Linked DNA regions of Homo sapiens: region 1 is linked to region 2. Evidence: read pairs that join two places in POLR2A ChIA-PET (ENCODE). Cell type or tissue: K562. All regions are shown on one strand. Links, peaks and the distances in the headings refer to the core of each region. The heading gives the core; the rest is flanking DNA. Region 1 holds the start of LOC124904523 (a long non-coding RNA gene). Region 2 has its middle 73 kb from the start of CNIH3-AS2.

Region 1 (2,917 bases), core at 287-2,786, 220 kb before region 2:
AGGGCTTAATACCTAGGTGATGGGGTTGATAGGTGCAACAAACTACCATGGCACATGTTTACCTATGTAACAAACCTGCACGTCCTGCACATGTATTCCAGAACTTAACATTAAATTAAATTGAATTTTTTTAAAAAATTCAGATTTCTGGGCCTTGCCTCAAGCCCATCAGAATCTTTGAAGGTGGGTCCAGGATCTGAGTTATCACAAACTACCCCAGATGATTCCTAAGCAAACCGGCAAAAGAGCTACTAAATTAGTGGTTCGGAGCCTGGGTCAACCATTGTTGATCCAGGCCTGGGGGCCTGACTGGGGGCTTGACTGGGTTAGACTCTCAGCCAATTTATTTACTTCCCTGTACTTTACTTAATCATCAATAAACTGGAGGCAAAAATAGCCCCCACCTCAAAGGACTGTTGTGAAGATAAGAAAAACACTGAGCAGGAAGCTTGGCAAAGAGTAAGTGCTCAATAAACAACACTTTGGAGCTTTTGAAGAAAGAAAATTCTTCACAATTCTTGCTGTTTCCTTCCAAGTGGAGGGAGCCCCATTAGCACAACACTGTCAGCATCTCTCTACCACTGCACTCACTCTGCCACAGGGAAAGTCGTGTGATACCTCATCGATTAACTTGGGAAGAGCAAATTGGAAATGCTTGGCTCAGTTGCTCCCTTTTCCTCTTAAGAATAAAGCTGTCAGATGGCACAGTGGCTCATGCCTGTAATCCCAGCACTTTGAGAGGCCAAGGCAGGAGGATTACCTGAGGTCGGGAGATCGAGACCAGCTTGACCAACGTGGAGAAACCCCGTCTCTACTAAAAATACAAAATTAGCTGAGCATGGTGGCACATGCCTGTAATCCCAGCTACTGAGGAGGCTGAGGCAGGAGAATCGCTTGAACCCAGGAGGTGGAGGCTGCAGTGAGCTGAGATTGTGCCATTGCACTCCAGCCTGGGCAACAAGAGCAAAATTCCGTCTCAAAAAAAAAAAAAAAAGGAACTGTCCCCAAATAGTACACATCCTCCATTGTTCTTCCAGGAGCGAACTCTATCCTTGTATGAGAACGAAGTCAGGGGTAAGGGAGGAGGAGGAAGCTGATGTAACTCTGATCCACCCTGCTTCACTCTTCCCAGGCCCAGCTGGGCTATGATTGCGTGAGTTACCAAACCTAATTCCAGGATTCAGTAGTAGGAAACTATAGTGGCATGGCCCCATTTACTGTCACTGCTTGTAACCCACTGGGGACTTTGTGCTTCCTATCCCTTCTATTCTGGGCTTTTCAGGTTTAGAGGTCCAGGTTCCAGAGGGGGAACCTTCCTACCAAAGGATGTAGCACATGCTGCCAGGACACTTGGGGCCTGTGCCAAGGAACCTCACAAGAAGCGGAGTCACCATCTTGGCAGAGGAAATTGGCCCTGACCAGCAGGAGGAAAGACAGCTGCTGTGCCCAGTAGGGACAAAGAAATCTGGCACCCAGATGATCCACTGTGCACCTCCTGGCACTTCCTCTGACCAGTTTTGATGATCAATGGGCAAGTTCATCAACCAGAGCCTGAGGAAGGCATAATGTCCAGGGACTGGAGTCATTAGAGATGAGGGTCTAGGTCACACCAACCGGCAAGAAGTGTGACTCAACCAGCAGAGGTGTTTCCTGAGGATGAGAGAGACAATGAGTATCAGTTGTGATGGAAGCTGTAGTTTGTCCCACTAATCTTTATTTTACCCTGCCAGGGAACAAGGCTGTGGGAATGCTGGAGATGCTGCTTCCGGAAATGTATGAAATATAGGTCCATGCAGTGAATGCTGTCATGAGCCTCCAAGATCCATCTTGGGGACTGAAGGTCTTCTCTCCCTCCATGGTGAGTGCTGCTGGCTGACAGCCCTCAGCGAATAGCCCTCTCTGGGAATTGCCTTTGACCAAAGATTGCTGCCTCCCCAGGTCACACCTCCTTTTCAGAAGCAGCCTGAACCCAATGACCAGCCCATATAGAAGTATAAAGATTCAAGAGAACAATTGTACAACATGGTGACTTTCATTAATAACAATCTATTGGAGTCTTGAAAATCGCTAAGAGAGTAGATTTTAAGTGTTCTTACCACAAAAAATGGTAAGTACGTGAGGTAATGCATATGTTAAATAGCTCGATTTAGCCCCTCCACAATGTATACATATTTCAAAATATCATGTTGTACACAAGAAATGTATAAAATTTTTATTTGTGAATGAAAAAAGTAATAAATACAACTGTGAGTGCTGCAAATAAAGAAGACGGTATAACTAATTTAGGAGGGTGTCAGAGAGTCATCTTCCAAAGTAAAATATGAACAGATACTATTTCAAACTAAAATATTCACATATAGCAGTATTAGCATTTTTTTTAGTTAATAATTTTTTTAAAGCCAGAAGGATTGTAAGTCATTGCCTCATAGTAGCTGGCAATTGGTGCAGTGGTCATAGCCAGGATCTGTTGTTTGTAGTAACCCTAGGATAACAATTGAGAGTTTTTCATCATGGTAACTTCAGTAAAAATGAAGACTAGATTAAAACAACAACAAAAAAAGTATAAAGACCCAACATGCTCCACAGAATCGGTTGAGATCTTTGATAAGACTGCAGCACTGCTTGACTTTTCCCTCTGCCAATCCTGCTTCCATTCCTTCCCCTCCTATTGGTATAGATCCCAAAAGGACTCCTAATAAACCTCTGCAAGCCAACCTTCATCTTGGATTTTGTTTCCTACTCCCCTGCAACAGAAATTCATTTTGCTCCTGCAGTAAACTACATTCTCCAATCTAGCACTTATTTATACTAAGATGAGATTTGGCCTACAGCTTCCTTACTCTCTGCCTTATTTCTGATTCAGAATATGGACAGGGAATACGGGCACTATTTATCGGACTGCTTCAAAATCCCAATG
Region 2 (2,917 bases), core at 241-2,740:
ATAAGATACTGGTAGTCCATGGGATGCTGTAGCAAATTGTTAGTTAAATTATCACTGCTGACTGCTTGAGATGAAGTGCATATGGAAGGTAAGGCTTCCTTCTCCCTGTGGAGACCAAGTGGTGATTGCAACTATTTTGGAGGGAGCAATAAATATAAAGACTCTGAATGAACTGACTATTTCTGAATGCACTGGTGAGTTCACAGAAAGAAAACTACAAACTTGGGGCTTAAATATCTCAGCTAATGCCATGGTCCAAGAGCCAAAAAGCTTTGATAACAGCACAGAAAGAACCTCTTATCTCTTAACAGCCAAAGAGCCAATTTAGCTAAAAAGACAGACCTAGAATCTGATCCTGTAGGTTGCAGAATTATAATGAACAGACCCACCCAGATCTCTTATGTGACCTATGAGTGTATAATCAATCAACCAATCCAGTTACTGCTGTAGGTCTTGGGTATAAAAGTGAACCAGACCAACAGTACTTCTACCCTCAAAGAAGTCCACACAAAGATCTGGAAGAAAGGTATTCCAAGCAGAGGAAAGAGCAAGTGCAAAGCACTGAAATGGAGTCAGCTTGGTGTGTGCGAGGGACAGAAGAAATGTCATCCTGGAATGCAGTGCATATGGAGGAGAGTAGAGGGAGGTAAGGCCAGGGAGACAGGCAGGAAGCAAGTCTGGCAAGGTCACTGCAGGCCATTGTGAACACTTGTTTTATTCTGGTCTAATAAAAACCATTTGGAAGTGCTAAGCAGGTGGTGTAATGCAATACAATTCTGACACTAACCACCCAGAGTCAGCACTGACTCCACAAGCCAAAAGGCATGGTCTCCAACAGCACTGTCCCTATTTAGAAACCAGCTGCAAGTTTGAGGGTCTTCAGACCACCCACACTTCTGACCAACTAGCTACAAATTCTAAGATTTTCATGGCCCCCTCAGGTTTGTTAATTGTTAGAATGACTCACAGAACTCCCGTGAACTAAAGTACGCAGGAGAGTACTGGTAATTACAGTTTTATGATAAAGGATACAAATCCGAAGCAGGCAAACAAACAGACACACAGGGCAAGATCCAGAAGGATCCCACACATAGAGCTCCTGTGCCCTCTTTCCCCATAGAATCAGGACGTGTCACCCTCCCAGCACCAACCAGGAAGCTCCACTAAACTTCTGTGTTGAGTTTCTATTAGAATTTCGTTACCCAGGCATGTTTCAATGAATTATTGGCCCACATGATTAGACTCAATCTCCAGCTTCCCTCCCCTCTCCAGAGATCCGGCTGATATCACATAGCTCAAAGCTCCAACCTTCTAATCTCATGGTTGGTCTTTCTGACTCAGCCTACCCACATCCTGAATCTTCTCATTTGCAGAAGCTGTCTAGAGGCCTAGCATGAGTCACCTCATTAGCATAAGCAATCAGGACCCACCATGGATAACAAAGACAACTTGGAAAATTCCAATGGTATTAGAGTCTCCATGCCAGGAACTAGGACAAAGACCAGAGAAATTATTATACAATAGCAGGAGAATATCATAATCTGAGTTAAATTTTAGAAAGATCACTGCAGCTACTATACGGAGGGGTTGACGAGAAGAGGCAAGAGTGGAGCTTACAGTGGCATTCTAACTGGACTGTTCCTAGGAAGACACCTTGGCTGTCTTTGGGCTGCCTAATCTCTCTTGGTCCATTCTCCAAACCTGGTTCCTAGCCTTCTCATTGATCCTATGAGCTACATCATATCCTTAGAGTAAATATTTTCTGCTAAGTTAACTAGAATTTGTTTCTGCTATTTTCTACCAAGTACTCTATTACATACACTCTTTCTCTTTCTACCATGAGGCTGCCATAGTTTCTCTTCCAGAAAATAGAATGTGGCTATTCTATTTCGTGTTCCTAAGTCACATGTTCCATCTTCAGACACCCACACTGGTTTTCAGTTCCATTTCCAAATTCCTAGGGAAGAGAGTTTGATCATTCCATTTTAGGTCATAGGTACTCTGTTAGTCCAATCAAGTGTGGCTAAGAAAGCAGGGTCATGTAGTACAAAATCGTTGCTAGGGCTTCATTGCCCAAAATTATTGTTACGTAGAATAGACACCCCAAATGTTGCTTCCTACAAATAGATGGAATTTAAGTAGCCAAGGAGGAAAAAGAATGAATTTTAAGAAGGAAAACATGAATTGATGATGCATAGAAGCTGGAATGGTTGTGGCATTTTCAAACAATAGGAAAGATTCTGGCCAAACCAGAGCAGAGGCATCTGATAGGAAGTGGAGGAGGTGTGGGCTTGACTGGGAAGTGTGAAGCCATTCTATGGAGGCCCTGAACATCCGGCAGAAAAGTTTCAACGTGTGAAGAAAATTGGAAGCCACTGGACTTGTCTTGGCTGGGGAAGATTCTGAAAAGTATTATCTAAACAGCAGTAGCAAGTTGAATTGGAGGGGCCATGAGTTTTGGAGTCCATTGGAGGTGATGCTTACAAAGAGTGAGAGACATTAAGATTTTTTAAAAATAAGATAAGATACAGTCGTTTTCTGTGTATGGAAAATGAAAGAGAAATAAATCATAGTTATGCTCACAAAATTAGTTAATGACAGAGTACCATGAATTGCAAAGCTATAAACACCCAATTTGTGAATCTTCTCTAAAAAAGAATAGCCAGTTGCATACAGAGCTCTTTCTGTGCTTGTTCCTCTGGTAGCCTCTACCCTTTGAGAAGCAATAGCATGGCTTGGGACTGCAAAGAACTCTCAAATCTAATGAATAGCTTCTTTCTTCTTTAGGAAATCATGCATTTTTGCTGACTCAGCTCAGGGTAACCACTATAGGAAATTTATTTTTAATATGCATGCACATCCTTTTTAAGGGCCTTTTCTCCCTCTTTCCTCTTATCTAACTTTTGCTCAATTATCT

The links. ChIA-PET counts read pairs that join two places held together with the same protein. Peaks named below come from ENCODE experiments on the same cell type or tissue, not always from the same donor. Only the 100,000 strongest peaks of a DNase experiment are listed, where the experiment ranks them.
Region 1: POLR2A ChIA-PET joins it to region 2 with 5 read pairs; 2 of 35 experiments call an interaction of 5 or more read pairs at or near these places.

Annotation. Positions count from the first base shown.
Region 1 is chr1:224,761,782-224,764,698 of GRCh38, reverse strand. It overlaps LOC124904523 (a long non-coding RNA gene), which reads left to right and starts at 1,731. Exons shown (of 2, transcript XR_007066898.1): 1 at 1,731-1,858; 2 at 1,939-2,917. In K562, for the core only: no CTCF peak of the experiment used is centred there; no DNase peak of the experiment used is centred there; H3K27me3 peaks cover 619 bases.
Region 2 is chr1:224,541,452-224,544,368 of GRCh38, reverse strand. It overlaps a transcript of CNIH3 not described here. Among named protein-coding and RNA genes, the nearest start is that of CNIH3-AS2, 73 kb to the left of the region's middle. In K562, for the core only: no CTCF peak of the experiment used is centred there; a DNase peak (open chromatin) is centred at 1,358.